Regions from separate parts of the Mus musculus genome. Here region 2 is linked to region 1. Evidence: chromatin loops called from intact Hi-C (ENCODE). Cell type or tissue: left cerebral cortex. All regions are shown on one strand.

What was found. Hi-C counts contacts between places; a loop is a spot of excess contacts. Peaks named below come from ENCODE experiments on the same cell type or tissue, not always from the same donor. Only the 100,000 strongest peaks of a DNase experiment are listed, where the experiment ranks them.
Region 2: a loop joins it to region 1, with 2.2 times the contacts of the local background. A loop is called at or near these places in 9 of 42 quality-filtered maps.

The regions. Positions count from the first base shown.
Region 1 is chr2:156,419,237-156,427,236 of GRCm38, forward strand. Epb41l1 (erythrocyte membrane protein band 4.1 like 1) reads left to right here and starts at 1,855. Exons shown (of 25, transcript NM_001368800.1): 1 at 1,855-2,063. In left cerebral cortex, CTCF peaks have their summits at 3,540 and 3,748; DNase peaks (open chromatin) are centred at 1,645, 2,475 and 3,504; H3K4me3 peaks cover 2,527 bases; H3K27ac peaks cover 1,774 bases.
Region 2 is chr2:156,493,772-156,501,771 of GRCm38, forward strand. It overlaps Epb41l1 (erythrocyte membrane protein band 4.1 like 1), which reads left to right. Exons shown (of 25, transcript NM_001368800.1): 3 at 133-323; 4 at 1,186-1,350; 5 at 2,089-2,193; 6 at 2,715-2,757; 7 at 5,816-5,891. The coding sequence starts at 147. Gm33977 (a long non-coding RNA gene) reads right to left here and starts at 5,022. Exons shown (of 3, transcript XR_375167.4): 1 at 4,627-5,022; 2 at 906-978. In left cerebral cortex, a CTCF peak has its summit at 4,373 (motif pointing left); DNase peaks (open chromatin) are centred at 123, 907, 4,360, 5,137 and 1 more place.

The sequences.
Region 1 (8,000 bases):
CTCTCGCTGTCTCTTCCTCTCTGTCTCTATCTCCTCCTGACAGCAGCAGATCTGATTAGCAGTTCAGATTTCCTCCGCTTCATCTAAAACCAGTGATAACAGTCCCTCGCCCCAGAGCAGAGGGCATCGGAGCCATGCCCATGCCATGAGATAGTTGTTTAACAAATTAGGTCTCCGAATCAGGGTCTGTGCTTGGTATCAGGAAACTACATGGAGACAGAAAACACCCATAAACAGAATCCTGTCATGGTGGGTGCTGACTGGAGTAGGTCAATTACTGCCACCTCACATTCAGGGCTGGCCTGATGGCTAAATATGGGAGTTCAAAATCAACGTCCAGGATCCTGCCTCTGCCCCTTTCCAAGCTCCTTAGTGACTTTGTGCTCACGGCTACCGTCTGTTGCAACTGTACAGATGAAATGAGACATGGAAGTATTTCTTCCATGCAGTGGAGCGGCTGAGTGAGCACTGCTGAGTCCTGTCTTAGGTAGGGCCTTGGTTTCCTTAGTTTTGTCCTCTCAGTTTATCAATGTCCCTGGAGGTCCAAACCAGGCCTCCCCTTCTGGATTTATCTATTCAGCTGTTTGATTCCAATCTGCTCTTAGCATCCTGTAGCAGAGTGGTGGGGGTGGGGAGGAGGAGATGGGACCGCAGTGAAGAACCAGAATTACTGGCCTAGCCTTTGATTCTGTGCTACCTGGGGCAGACTCAGGTGGATCCCAGCTACCACTTAAGATAAGGTAAGGTCACAAGAGGTGAAGGTGTTTACATTTTGGAGTCATTTGCCTAGGTTGTTACCCATGCAGAGGCCTCTAATAAAACCCGGTAAGTTCTTACATTTACTTCTTCCTTTTCTTCCCTTCAAAGTCTAACAAAGGAGGCTTGGTATTCCTGGCCTTCTGAGGTCTGGCCCTTGCTCTGGGAACCCAAGCTCAGTTTCTTCAGCTAACCCCATAGACGCCCTACCTTCTATGGATACTATTCTAGGTTCACTGTTTTCGTTACTTTGTCCTTTTCCTATGCTTAGCTTTACGTGTGTGTTCAAAGCAGTACCTTCCGGCAGGAGCCTGTAAGGTCCAGGGCGGATATAATCATAATTCAGAGAAACGCTTGACTTTGGGCATGCTTGGGCCTGTGGGTCCCCAGGGTCTTGGGACCAGGGGCTCGGCCCTTGCTTCCAAAGAGTGCCAAAGGACTGCCACCTCAGACTGGTTGGAAAGAGCTGCGTGGTCCTCCACAGCTCCGCAGCTTAGGCCGCCCGAACAATAGGAGGGAGGCTGAAGGGTAGTGGGCGTCGGCCAGGTCCCTGCTGGAGGGAGTGGAGGCCAGTGGTGCTGCTGGTCCCCCAGGTTAGCCCAGGCTACCGGCCTGAACGCCAAGCTCTCAGTCAAAGGCGAGGTGAAGCAGACTTGGTGCCGGTGGCGACTCTCTAGGAGGTGGAGTAAGGCCGAGCCCACGGGGCTGGGACCTGGAGGGAGAGGAGGCTCCGTGGAGAGTCTCGTCTTCGTGGTCCCGCTGCTCGCCTCGGCCTCTGAGCTCTGCCTAGGCTCTGGTGGGCGTCTGTCCCACGTGGGGGAAGCCAGCGGCGCGGGCTCGCGGGGCGCACACCCCTCCGAGTTCCCCTCCCTGGGATCGGACGCGCCTGCTCCTGGGCAGCTCGGCTCTTGGGGCCAGTGGGTCGCGCTCGCTACTCGCACACCCTTCGGACGCTGCCTGGCCCGGATCGCCGCCGCCTCCTCCCAGGGAGCTGGCGGGGCGGGGCAGAGGGGGAGAGGGGGTGTGCGGAGCGGGCGGGGAGGGGGCTGAGCGCCGTGGGAGGGAGCGAACGAGCGAGCGAGCGAGAGAGCGAGCGGGGCATTTCTGCGCAGCTCCGGAGCGTCTTGGAGCCTGCCTGGGCGGCCACTGGACGAAGGGACTCAGAGACAGACAGACAGACGGCTCCCGGAAGCCGCGCCGCCGCCGCCAGGTTAGCAGGGCGCGGAGACCGAGCAGGCTGTTGCTACGTCCCGAGCTCGCGTGCTGGAGGACGTGCGTGGCCGAAGCTACGATTCGTGTCTTTGCGGGTACGTGTCGGGGTCCACATCTCCGGGTGTGCGTTTAATGTGAACGCGCGTGTGTCTGTGGGTCGGTGCAAGTGGTGTGTACGTGCGTGTGCATCTGAGTAAGGGGCTGGGTGGTGTACTAATCTGGTAAGGGTCTGTGTGCCCTGGTTTGCTTATCCGGAGATGTGCCTAGAGAGGGTGTGTCCCAATGTGTAACAGTGTGTACATCTGGATGAGGCAGTGTGCCTATGCTGATGATGGCTTCGCTTGTGGCTGAAGCCTATGGCGGGTGTATGTGAGTGTTCGTGTGTGTGTGTTTCGCTGTGTGCACGCCAGTGTGACTCCCCGTGTGTGTGCGCGTGTGAGGGCGGGTGTGCACCCGCGTAGCCCCTGTGTGCGTGTGCTCGGCTTTGTCTCCGCACTGCCGGGAGGAAGGGGGTGGGGGCGGCAGCCGAGGCGCTGGCGTCGCCCGGAGCCCGGCACTGGCCGAGGAAGTGGGTAGCAGCAGCGGCGGGGGCGTCTTAGCTGAGTGGAGACTCCCTGCTGGCAGGTGGGCAGCCACACCCGGGGTACGGGAGAGCCCTACTGCCAGTGGAGCCTGGCTCCCAGCTGAGCTGAAGCAGAGGGCGTGGCCTGCTCAAATCCCGGGTGTGTGTTTGTGAGGGGTGGGGTGGGGGATTAGGTGTGAAGAGGGTGTGTCTGTGCGCAGGCATGGGTGTGGGTAGAAGCAACAGAGGCCCCTCAGCGGGGTTCTGTGATATGTTTCCTTGCTGTGTAACGACCATCACCCTGGCCAGCTACAGCCCAGCCTGGTTAGGTACCCTCCACCCTCACCCTGGACACTGTTCGGAAGGGCAGCAGCCTAGGTACCCTACAAAGACTAGTAAAACTGATCACTATCTTAAATGGCCAGCGCCCCACTCCAAGGAATCCCCTCTCAGAAGGTCTTCATACTTTGAGAGAGATGTGTTTCTGTATCTCTTCCCCCATGTTTTGGGCACTGCATGCATGTCTAGTCTGGGTGAGTGTGTGCATTCTCCCTGTATATTTCTTGTGCATTTAGGTGCATTTGTACATTTTACTGATGAAGAATAAACAAAATATCTCTGGATGTATATGTGCATTTGTTTTGATAAGTTCTGGTATATCTGGTTTGTTTTTTTTTTTTATGAGTGTGTAAGCTGTTTGTGTATTGGCGAGCCAGGATGGGGACAGTAAGAGAAGTGCCATTTTGCTGCTAACTGGAACAGAATAGAAAGCCCCCTATATTTGAAAAACAAGATTACAGGGAAGTTTGCGGATTTAGTCACTGTCTGCCGGGTTCAGATACTGGTACTGAAATGTAGGTAGACTAGGTTTGACAAGGATCTAGAGAGGCTGAGAATCTTACAGAGGGAAGGAAGGAGGACGTGCAAGCCCAGCCTTCCTTCTCCTGGCTCTTCTCTCTAACTTCACTCCTTGCTGGTTGGCTTGTGTACAAGGATAAGGGTGCGGGCTTTGGAGTGGAGAGGGAGAGTGCAGGGAGTGTAAACGGGAGTGGACAGTGCAGGAGTGGGAGGGGCGCCCCCCAAGGCAGATTTCTGCAACTCCCCAGCTGCTTTTCTGGCAGAGGCCGCCGAGGCAGGGGAAGCTGGGATTCTTATCTCTCTCCCTGAATACACACCTCAAGAGAGCCGCTGCCCTGGCAGCTCACTGGCGCTGAAATCTGGTGGTGGTGGGTGTCTCCTTTTGTGTTTATTTTTATTAAGCTGCTTTTCTCGTCAAGACCCTGACCTTCCCATGCCTCAGTTTCTCTGTTTAGGCGGCTAGGAAGCTCAGTGTCGTGTCTTTGAGGCAGGTTGGACTTTGGCTCAAAGCTCTAGACCTGTCTTATTACCAAGATTTAGGAATTCACTGTTCTTTAAAAAATGTTATATTTGATATGCATGTGACCATCAGAGAATAACTTGTAAGAGTCAGGGATTGAACTCAGGACATCGGGCTTGGTAGGAAATGGCTTTACCCAATGAGACATCTTGCTAGCCAGGAATTCAGACTTCTTGCCCCCAGAGATCCTGGCCATACCTCCCTACCTTCCTCAATAGCACCCAGACCACCAGTTCTCAGTGTGGTCCATCTTACCATCTGCAGCAAGGTTACCGGTTTACTAGAAATGCAAATTTGGAGCCTTCTGGTAGACATACACAATGCAAAAATCTGGAGATGGGGTTTAGCAATCTATGTTTTAACAAATGCAAATTATTTTGACCTGTTCTACAACCCTCTAGAGAAGCCAGGAAGTGCTAGATTGAAACAAGAGGATATCCCTTCTTTTTTGCAACCTGCCATACATGTCCCTGAAGTAGCCCCAAAGCCTACCTTATTTGGTAGGGGTTCTGGCTTCAAGCCCCAGGTCTTTCTTGTGGTCTTAGACAGATAACTCCTTTGCTGACCAAAGCAAACTCTTACCCCGTAGCTTCTTCTCTAAGCTCATTTTCCTCAACCCTTACCTTGATTGACAAGAAGGCAGGTACAATCCAGTCCTTGCCCACTTGACTTTGGAATTTGTGCCTGCAGGCCCCTCCGTTTAGCACCTCATCCCCTGCTTCCTCAGACTTTCACATGACTGTGTCTTTTGGGGGAGGGGGCAGGGCTTTGCCAACATCCTAGGTTAGGCAAGTATTTCCCTTCATCCATCCCTAGAGCTCCGGTCTCTCCTAGGGCTTGTAAGCGTGTGGAATTAGACTTGAACTTGTGAGTTGCTTGATTGTCTCCCTCATCTAGGCTGTGAATGCCATCTGGGCAGGGATTGCTTGTTCATCATCCTGGTATCCAGCAGCAGCGTTTCTGCCTTCTGATTTGTGTTCCATAAGCCTGTCACATGAATTAATGTCTCAAGTAGGAGACAAGTGGCTGGAGAGATGGCTCCAAGATTAAGAGCACTGGCTGCTCTTCCAGAGGACCCAGGTTCGGTTCCCAGCACCCACACAGCACCTCACAACTGTCTGTGACTCACAGCTGTCTGTAACTCCTGTTCCAGGGGATCTGACTCCCTCACACATGCAGGCAAAGCACCATGTACATTTTTTTTAAGTAAACACATTTAAGATAGGACATGATGCTAAGTGCTGTCCTTTCTCAAGTGTCTCCTCAAGCTTTGATGGTGTACCAATCCAAGCAGGACATGGATTGGTTTAGGCAGGCCATCTTTTACACTCCTGCATCTCCTGGCTGTAGACTTGGCTCTCACTGTGTGCCCTCAGCTGTGATGTCTCTGCCTGGGGAAAGCAGGGGAAAGCTCTTAGGAGACATAGCCTCTCTTGTGACCTCCTAGGGCCCTATGCATCTGTGCAGAGAACAAGTGAGGAATCTAAAGTTTTGGGGTGTGGCTGCACACCTCACTTTCCTCCTTTGCATGTTTCTTCTTCTGTCAAGTGGAGGTGTTGGGGTGAAGGCTCTCACTGCAGTAGTCTCTCCTGGCCCAGTGAGAATTTAGTCCAAGACTCCCTAGGGGAATTCTAGATGTGAAGAGTGCTAATCATATACCTACCATGTATATTTCATACTGAGTTGAGAACTTGCATCTTTTCACTTAGAGAGCTTTGTGGCTTTTCTGGTTACATCTACATTGCTCATGCATCAGGGACACTACTGTGTACAGTAAGGGTTGGATACATGCGTGGGGATTCCAGTGCAACAGTCGGGTCTGATAACTGTGGTGGCTATTGACTGACTAAATGGTAGGTAGCAGATACAGGGCAGACACACTGGACAAGCAGTGATTCAAGTCTTAAGCAGATCAGAGCAGGGAAAAAGATGGCTTCACCATGCTACCCAGAACAGTCTACAACTTAAAATGTAGGGATTGTGTTTTTCTGGAATTTTACATTACATATTTCCAAACCATAGTTGATAACTGAATCAGAAGAGGAGGGACTCTTATGGTGCCGGAGCCATTCGGGCGTTGCCATATACTAGCTGAGAAAGTGACTCCACCTCTTCCCGTGTCATATCTCTGTACCTGTAAAATGAACCGATATGCGTCTCGGCTTCACGGGGTTGATTTGAGAGTTAAATGAGACTCCACATATGGAGCACTCCGCACAATGTGGGCACAGAGTAAACATTTGGTAAATGTTAGCTGTTGTTACTCTCGTGGCTACTGCACAGTTTCGTTCAGCCGGCTTGAATTCCTTTGTGTTGGGCTCTGGGCCTATGGAAAGAGAAATGAGTCCTGCAAGGGTCACAGCCTGGGGATGGCAATAGATTCGTAAGGATGCCTTAGCACGGGGATGGTGGGCAAGGTGGGGATGGCTGCTCAGGGAGGAAGGGCTTTATGGTGAAGGAAAAGATGGTGGTCTAAGTAAAAGCTGGAGAGTGTAGAGGCAGAGTGAGTGGCTACAGAGTAGCAAGAGGCAGAGAGGCTCCACATCTGTGGAGGAGCTTGACCCAGTCTTGCAGGAGGCCAGGGAAGAGAATTAAACCAGACTAGGAAAGATTACATTTGCATTTCAAAAACCGCTCTCCAGGTGGTGGGAGCTGCTGACTTAAGGTAGAAAGGGAGGGTTGTGGAATGAGACAGGGGTAGGGTTGGGCCTGATAAACCCAGTGAGAGTCATCAGCTGTGTGTGTGTGTGTGTGTGTGTGTGTGTGTGTGTGTGTGTGTGTGTGTCCAGAAGTCAAGCGGCCCAGAGAGTGGACTGGCCTCTCATGGGCTTTAAGACCCTCTTAACACTACAGATGCTTGGTGAGGGGTCTATAACGGAGAGCTCTAGATTCTGGGTTACCTTCCTAAAGTGTGTTTGTTGCTTTCCTTCCTGAGGCCACAGTGCAGGGAGCTCATAGTCACAGACCTATATATACTCTCTTAGTTCTGGAAGCCTGACATCCATTATCAGCCAGGTGGTACCTTCTGCCTCCGGAAGTCTGCTCCCTGGTCCCTTCTGGCTTCTGGAGGACAGCAGTGGTGGCCTTGACTGTCTACCTGGTCTGCTCCTATCACCAATGTGACTTTCTCCCTCTGTTATCATGTGACTTCCTCCCTGCCTGTCTTTGTGGTTCCTTTCTTTTAAGGTTTAGGACCTGCCTTAATCTTCTGTGTTCTCATTTTAATTTAACTAATCACATCTGCCAAGACCCTATTTCCAAATAAGGTCATATTCTGAGGTTCTACTGAGCCGAGCTGGGAAAGGGGTGGGTGTCACTACTCAGCCTACAGGAGACAGGGAAGAACCTCGGTCTTAGAGTCCTTAAGCCCAGCTCCAAAGTTAGGCTCAACGGAGTGGCCATGAGCCTTAGGTTGGGTCAGTTACACTTTCTGTCTTAGTTCTTTCCTCTATGAAACAGTGACAGCAGTACAGCTAACTCTGATGTTACGTTCATAGAGGTGGTACACGGTCCTCAATTACTATCCACTCTGGACTTTCCCGCACTGAGTAGCTTACATTTTACCTTGCTCCATTTCCAGATGTGAAGAATTATCTTCTGGAGTCTAGAATTGGTCTAGAATCTAGACCACTCTTGCCAGATTCCAAATCCCAGGAGATAATGAGAAAGCTCTTTGTGAATTGCTTAAGGGTTTGTTGCTGTGATTTTTAATTATAACCTTCATCAGCATAATAACCCTTGGCCATTGCCACATCCGCTGCACCTCATCAGAGCCCAGCCCACTCCTCTCCCAGGGAAGGCCTCTCCTTCTCCCTTAAGTAGAGGCTGTGCATGAAGTATTATTATCAGGCTCAGAACTGTGGAAGCCACGGACGTGAATCCTGTTGCTGACTATTTTTTGTTAACGAAAATCCTGTTTTCATTAGCCTGGGAAGGGAAATTTAGACTACAGATGTGACATCCCAAAGCTACCCGCTGCAATTGAAATAACTTATCTGAAGCTCCTGAACCATGCGTTTTCCCCATTGCAGCCTCCATTCCAGAAGCTGGAGTTGAGGGCACATAGGTGCCTGAGGAGGGCTTTCCCTTGCT
Region 2 (8,000 bases), 75 kb after region 1:
TGTCCCTCTGTCTTCCACCCCTGCCTTCTGTCTGGTTCTCTGTCCCCACAGAGCATGCAAGCAGTTCCTGCCCCCTTGTTGTCACATTATCATCCTTCCCCCTGTCACATGCTCTCCTTCATTCCAATGCAGGCGTGCTGGTCACCATGACAACAGAGACAGGTCCCGATTCTGAGGTGAAGAAGGCTCAGGAGGAGACTCCACAGCAGCCCGAGGCTGCCGCAGCTGTGACCACCCCGGTGACCCCCGCGGGCCACAGCCACCCAGAGACCAATTCCAATGAGAAGCATCTGACCCAGCAGGACACGAGGCCTGCTGAACAGGTATGTACTGGGCCTGGGACATCCCTCTTCCCTCCCCACTCGTCCTCTTGGTCTGGGTTTTAGGGTCCTGGTATTTCCTTAGCTGGAAAGGAAGGATGCAGATTCGTTCATGACCTGTTACACACTGAACTCTGGGCTGGGGCATGCTGGCCATTTTATATTTAATTCCCCAGTCCCAAGAGGGGAGGTTTCATCTCCCCCATTTTATGCTGAGAAGATCTGTGGCTTAGTGCAGTGAATCTTGCACCCAAAGCCACATACAAAGCTAGAGGTGGAGGTGAGAGCCAGAACACAGTCCTTTCCACGTTCGTCTCCTGCCCTCTGCTCAAGCTTGGCAAACCCAGCAAGACCTTGACAAAACTCATCCCCCGAGAACTACAGAAGCCTGTGGGAGGGGCTCACTGAGCCCCCCTCTTACGACTCCCTAATTCGTAACAGGCACAGGGAGGCAAGGGCTTGGCCACACTCACGGAGGGAGCCAGCTCTTCCCTTCATTGTGATCACCACAGCTCCCGTCTTACGTTAGACCTAGTGACACGTAAGGTGGGAGAGACCAGACAGATGTCCTGATGAGTCACTCACTGTTCTAGGGAGAGGGACAAGGCAGTTCTCTGGGCTGCTTCTATCTGCAGAGGCTGTCCACGGTAGCAGTAGCCTGCAGGAAGACACAAACTCACGTGAGCTGAGGCTCATGTGGAAACCTCAAATCCCTACCATTATACACCAACCCGTTTACAAACCCTGGTCACCCTGAGGCTCTTAGAAGGTGGCATGTCTTATTTTAGGGGCATCTTGGCCTCAGCCACCCTGTTACTCCTGCTGTTTCAAGTTCTCTGACTTCTTTCCTTGCTTGGCCCCACAGAGCCTGGATATGGACGATAAGGATTACAGTGAGGCCGATGGCCTGTCGGAGAGGACCACGCCCAGTAAGGCCCAGAAGTCACCTCAGAAGATTGCCAAGAAGTTCAAGAGTGCCATATGCCGCGTCACCCTGCTCGATGCTTCTGAGTATGAGTGTGAAGTGGAGGTAGGGGACGCCCAGCGCCATATGCCCTGCCCCAGGCCGGCTGGCCCCAGTACCATATGCCCTGGCCCAGGCTGGCTGGCCCCAGCGCCAGGCTAGCTCCTGTGTGTCCTGAGTCCAAGCCAAACCACAGGAGGACCCACTGTGATGTCCGGAGTGATGGCTTGGCCTGGTACTCCCTGGTACAGATGGTGACACCGAGGTCCAGAAAGGGTCATTACTATTGCAGACCAAATTAAGACTCAGCACGGACTGGCATCAGGAAAAGGTGTCTCGGGGTATCCGTGCCTTGGTAAAAATGTCCCCATTTAAGAACTGATATGCAGGGTTGACCACAAAATAATCCCACTGTGATTCCTAGTTCCACTCTATCTCCTGCAACCCCCACTCCCATCCCCTGGCTCTGGCTCGCATCTTTTGAGGGCATCTTCTCTTTTTCTCCCACAAGTCATAGAACTTTGGTTTTCAGCTGCTTCTCTTGGTTTCTGTTAAGCAGAAATCTCCAGCATGCTTTCAGGCAGGTCCATAGTCTAGGAAGACCCTGGCAGGGCTTGTAAGAGAGACCTAGATGCAGTGGGCATTATAGACCCAGAGAGGGGAGCCTGTGGCAGGAGTGCTGAGGTCCTGCCCTGCTGAGGGGAGGCTTGTGGGAACTCTTCCTGTGTGCACTGGGACCTGGGTCAGCTCCCAGCCCCAACAACAGGTCCACCGGCCTCACAAAAACTCTTCTTTCTCCCTCAGAAGCACGGCCGGGGCCAGGTGCTGTTTGACCTGGTCTGTGAGCACCTTAACCTCCTGGAGAAGGACTACTTCGGTCTGACCTACTGTGATGCTGACAGCCAGAAGGTGCCCAGCTGGGGAGGCAGGGTGTGGCGGGTGGGCAGGGAGAATTCTGCAGTCCTGACCATAGCCTCCAGCTTCCCACAGACTTTCAGTAGGCATCTCCTGTTTCTAAGTTAGCAGCCCTAACCGCTCACAGGTCTCTGGCCCCTGCCCCTAGTCTTTTCTAAGGAATTCCCAAATGTGTAGTGGGAGAGCTATGATGTAGATGCAAGGGCTCCCTGAATAACAGAGCGGTCCCTATCCAGTGTCTTCTTCCCACCCGAGGGGGTGCTGCCTGTCTTTCCTGCTAGTTACAGCCACAATACTTGGTCACTGTGGCCATCTTAGGGCAAGCCCAGCCCCAGTACCATGTCCAAACCCTGCTGGGAATCCAGGCCTCATTCCCTAATGCCAGGTAAATGGATCCAGGCAAGGATGTCCCCATGAGAGTCTGTGGCTGGCTACTTCTGGATAGTCGTCTCTCCTAGTTCCACCCTGCCCACTCCTGCATCTTGCTTCTAAAGGACAAATCTATTCTCTTCCAGAATTGGCTGGACCCCTCCAAGGAAATCAAGAAGCAGATCCGGAGTGAGTGTTTGCTTGTGGTTGGCGTGTGAGGATGGGTGGGCAGGGCTGGCTCCAGTGCTCCCACCGACTTTGGGATGTGCTCCTGGGTCTCCTCTGCCATTCATGGCTGGTCTAAGTGAAGGCAGTACAGGAACGATGTAGAATTACGTTAGAGGTTATAAGTCTGAGGCCCAGAGAATAGAAGCAATGGTGAGAGCCACACAGCAGATTAGTAAAGAAACCTTAAATGCATCCAGGAAATCAGCCCTGCGGAGTCTTCCAGAAAGAGGGGACAAACAGATGACCTGGATACAGTTAGCCTTCTGTCCAGGGACTGTGGAGTAACTAACAGCCCTCCACTCAGGTCCATAGAGTGGCAGCTACTTACACAAGGTCACAGAGCCAAGTGCTGGCTCAGCCCATCTTGAGCCCTGGCTTTTGTCTTGTTCTCGTTTCAATGCCTCTGGAGGAGGGAGATGAGCAGGTTGGCAGCCTGTCTTTTCTGGCCCCAAGAGAAGGAGCGTGTTGGGAAGGGTGAGAAGGCTTTCAAATAGTGGAGGGAGGAGGTGGGTAGCCTTAGCAAATGGACCTGCAGTAGGTGGAGACCTGGGGCCTCCATCCCAGGCCCCACACCTTGGATATGCTTGGCCTCTTCAGGGTTGGACTCCCTGGTCTCCTGGCTGAGAAGCTGTAGCTGAGTCTGTTGCTATGACAGCAGGTAGCTGGCCCTTGGAAGCCAGCTGACTCTACAGGACGGGACTTGAGGAGCTTTTCCTGTAGATTCCTGACAGTTGGAGACAAAGAGGCAGGCACATAGGCAAAGCATGTTTCTGTAGGTCAGCAGGCTTTTAGGTCTGAATTTTAGGTTGTCTTCTAGTAGTGCCAGCCCTGCTGGGAGGCCAGCCTTTCATGCTTTGAAAGAATTGGAACGGATGCAGGCAGCCAAGTGTGTAGAGTTAATAAAGACTAGTAGCCTGGAAAAGAGAGGCAGGCCGGCCCAGTGACAGTGCCCTAGGGTCACTGCCCAGAGCAAGCCTGGAGGTCCTGCCCACCTGTCTTGACACATGGACATGGTCCTGTGACAGCTCAAGCCACGGCCTTCTCACCCTGTAGCCTCCATCCTTAGAAGTGCCTACTCTAGAGGACAGGGGAATTGCCTTAATAGGTAAAGTGCTTGCTGCTTAAGCATGTGGCCCCAAGCTCAGATTCTCAGCCCTGTGGTAAAGCTAGTAGGACCGCACACATTTGTAACATGGTGGGTTCCAGGGCTTGCTGTCCAGCCAGTCTAGCCACAGTGATAAGCTGCGAGGTCAGTGAGGAAGTAGTATCAGAGAATTAGCTGAAAGTGGGTGAGCCAGCACTCATGCAATTCAAGGGGCACTAACTGGAGTCTGTGTCTAAGGAAAAGAGGGAGGACTTAAGGGTGAGAGGGAAGTATGTAGGCTGTGAGGGGGAGTGGGGATGCGTGTGATCAAGATACATTGTGCATTTGTATGACCCTGTCAAGAGTAAGTAGTGCTGGAGAGACAGGTCAGTGGTTAAAAGCACTTGCTGCTCTTGCACAGGACCTGGGGAAGCTGCCCAGCACACACCAGCTGTAACTCTAGTTCCAGGGGGGAATCTGGTGCCCTCTTCTGGCATCTGCATGCACTGCATGCACATGGCGCACTTGATACACAGGCAAAACTCTTTTATGTGTCGAATAAAAACCAAATAAATCTTCAAAAATAATAATAGCGAGATAGAAAGGTAGACAAAGGAAGACGTCCCACATCAACCTCTGATCTCCATAATCCATGAACAAGGTCAACACACACACACACACACACACACCCCTCCTCTATTAGAGCTATGCCTCTGTGCCCATCTCTGAAATGGCCACCTACTCACCCCAGTCCTGTCCTTTGGTACCCCAGGGGAGCAGTTTTGCCTCCTTTCTGTAGCTGGTCACTTCCCCTCACCCTTGATGGTGGTGGCTTCATGAGCCCTGGTATCCAGGGCTTCTGAGGTAGCTATCCTTCCCTCAAGCCTCGTTGCCTGTCACCTAAGACACCTTGAGCCATGCCTCTGAGGCTCTGCTTCTTCTCAGCAAGTGGACTAGCCCTTCCGGCCTCAGCTGGAGTGACAGGAAAGTGACACACACTTAGACATGACCAGGCATAGCTGCCGTGTGCATTTCAGAACTGTCCTGTGTCTCAGTCTCCTCACTGTAAAGTGGGGTGGTGGTAGCAGAGCTTTGGGCTTGCTCTGAGGAGGAAATGAAGTGTCATATATACGACAGACACAGCAGCACCTGCCCGGGTACACTCAGTGTACACTGGCTCTGTACTCTTTGCTGTCACTGCCGTCCTTCCTGAGTCAGAGCCTGTGTCCCTGGAGGCCTTTTCTAAGGAGTCTTTGTGACTGAGCTCTGGGGTCAGGTGACCAGAGTTTGGAAACCTGCTCTCTGTAACCAATTAGCTGACTGGTCTTTAGAATCTTTGTCTGTGGAAAGGAAGTAGAGGTGGGAAGGCAGCTTCCCGGCAGAGTACTTGCCTGGCAGGCTCAAGGCCCTGGTTTGGTCCTGAGTGCTGAAAAGAAAACCTGCGGCAAAACAGAACAGCAACAAAATTAGCCAACCATCCAATCAGCAAAAACCGCACTCTTAGGGTGATGATGTTGCCTGGGTCTCCATGTTCTCATCTGCTAACAGTGCTTTGGTGAAGGGGTTTCTTTTTATCTTCTTTCCCATTATTAACGCAGCATGCACGCTCGCACGCGCGTGCACACGCACGCGCACGCACACACACACACACACACACACACACACACGAAGGTCAGAGGATGCTCCAGGAGTTTCTCTTTTCACTGTGGGTTCCGGAGACTGAACTCAGGTCATCAAGCCTGGGTGACAGGCACTTTTCCCCACTGAGCCACCTCACTGGCCTACTCCCAAGTCTGTTAGCCTGGGCCTCAGTTTCCCTGTCTATCAAATGGAAATGATGTTCCAGGAGCAGGAAATCCATGAGAGATTGCTCACAGGCTAGGGCATCTAGACGTTGATGAGTCCTCTCTGATGTCTCCTGCCTTTCCCTCTTAGGTAGCCCCTGGAACTTTGCCTTCACAGTCAAGTTCTACCCTCCTGACCCAGCTCAGCTGACAGAAGACATCACAAGGTGAGGACTGTGAGGAGAGGGGTAGTGTGCTGGTCCTGTGGAACTGTGAGCGGGGCCAGGCATGCTGGCCCCGGGAGACAAAGGCTGTATGTGTTAGAGTAGCGAATGCAGAGGGGTCCCTGGGATCCGTGTGCCTTTAGAAGGACAGATGTATCTAAATGCCGTGTGACTGACAGAATGGTTCATCAGATAAAGGCTCTTGTCCACAAGCCTGGCACCTTGAGTCCAGTCCAAGGAAGCCATAAGAAAAGCAATTCCAAAGCCATCAACTAAGATGGTTGCTGTCAGGCTCTGAGAACTCTCTAACCTGTGGGGACTGGGCCTGAAAGCTGAGTGAAGTTAAATATTGTAGATATTTATGTTTGAAAAGCCATACATTTTAAATCTTGACAGCCAATATGAACTTTTTGTAAATCCAGTGGGAACCCTCCCTGGGCCAGGCGACCTGGCAGGTCTGATGTTCTGGGTGGAGCGCCAGTGTGTGTGTTGAGAAGGAGGGGTGACAGGCTTGGCATGTGGCAGTTAGATGTCCTCTTGTGCAGATCAGGCATGTGGAGGTGAGAGGGAACACACGAGCCCCATGGAGGCTGCCTCGGCTACTGCGGTGAGTTTGGGCCACAGAGGTTCAAGTGGCCTGAGAATTGGCAGTGAGGACCGAGCGTCCCTCTGGGTGGAGCATGCATGGGCTCACCCTGCCTCTGGAAAGCAGGACAGGAAGAAGCCCCCTGTCTTTACGTCCTGTCAGAGACAGGGCCTCAGCATTCACATGATGTCTTGGTCTGGCACCATTCACACCGTGGGCCTTGCACTCTCAAAGTAAACGGAGGACTTGGAGCTTTTCGCAGTGGGAGGAGCCGCTAAGCTGCCCTGGCTCACTCCCACTGGGCCCTTTTCTTTCCTCTCTGTTCTCTTTTGTTGGGGTGCTAGGGATTGGACCCAGGGCCTTGTGCATTTTAGACAAGCACTGTATACAAGCTATATCTCCGGCCCTCTTTTTATTTAAAAAATTAATTATTTTAGTCTTATTTTACTAATACTTAGGTGTCAGTGTGAGGTGTGTGTAGGTGCCTGTAAAGGCTAGAAGTAGGTGTCAGATCTCCTGGGTCTAGCATTTCAGGCAATTGTGAATGACCCTGCATGGGTCATGGGAACAGAGCACAGGTCCTCTGGAGCAGCCGTGTATACTCCTAACCTCTGAGCATCTTCCCAGTGCCACTTCTTAAGACATTCTGAAACAGTCTCAGTAAGCTTCCTGGGCTGGCTTTGAACTTCGGATCCTCTTGCCTCAGCCTCCTTAGCCTGAAGTTCTAGGCCTGTACCACCAGGCCTGGATAACGAGTCCACTGTTAAAGGCTCATAGCCACTGGTTAGACAGGATACCAAGTTTCAAGATGCTGCCTCTGGCCTTGGGAGAGACAACAGATGTTTCTGAAATAGAGCAGGTCCCAGGCCTTGGCCTCATTAGCCCCTCTCTGAGCCCCAAGATCAGCTTGGAGCCAAGGTGACAGCAGCCATATCCTTAATGCATAGCTTTAGGCCAGCACAGCTACCAGAATGTGTCTTTTTTGTGCCAGACCCTAGGCTTGGGGCTTCCGGGGACACCAGGAGGAAGGTGAGCCCTGTCCAGCACAGATGGCTCCATCCAGAAGGCAGGGTTGCAGGAGCAGCTGACTTAGTCAAAAATAGTGAGGCCCCAAATAAACTGGTCAAAATGACAAATTGATTGAAATGAAGGATTGGCCAGAGCCTTGTCAATGGTCTTTGAATTTTTAGACTCTTGAACAAATGTCACAGGCCCATGCTGGACTCCCGTGGAGTGTGAGCCACTGCAGATCCCGGGCCTCTGCACACACTGACGCTGCATGTGACGTCACTGGCTTTGGTTCTGACTTTGAAACAATGTCACAGAACCCTGAGTATTCTACTAAGTCAAAGTGACTTTGAAGGAAGAGACGTGGGCAGTTAGTGAAAACCTGACAAAACTCAGTAGGAAATGGCAAGGAGACATCCCTGGCTGAAGGAGCAGTGGCCCAAGCCTTACCTCAGTGAACAGTAACTGTGGAAATAGTTACAAAATGGCTTAGAAGGTAAAACCATCAACTGTGAATG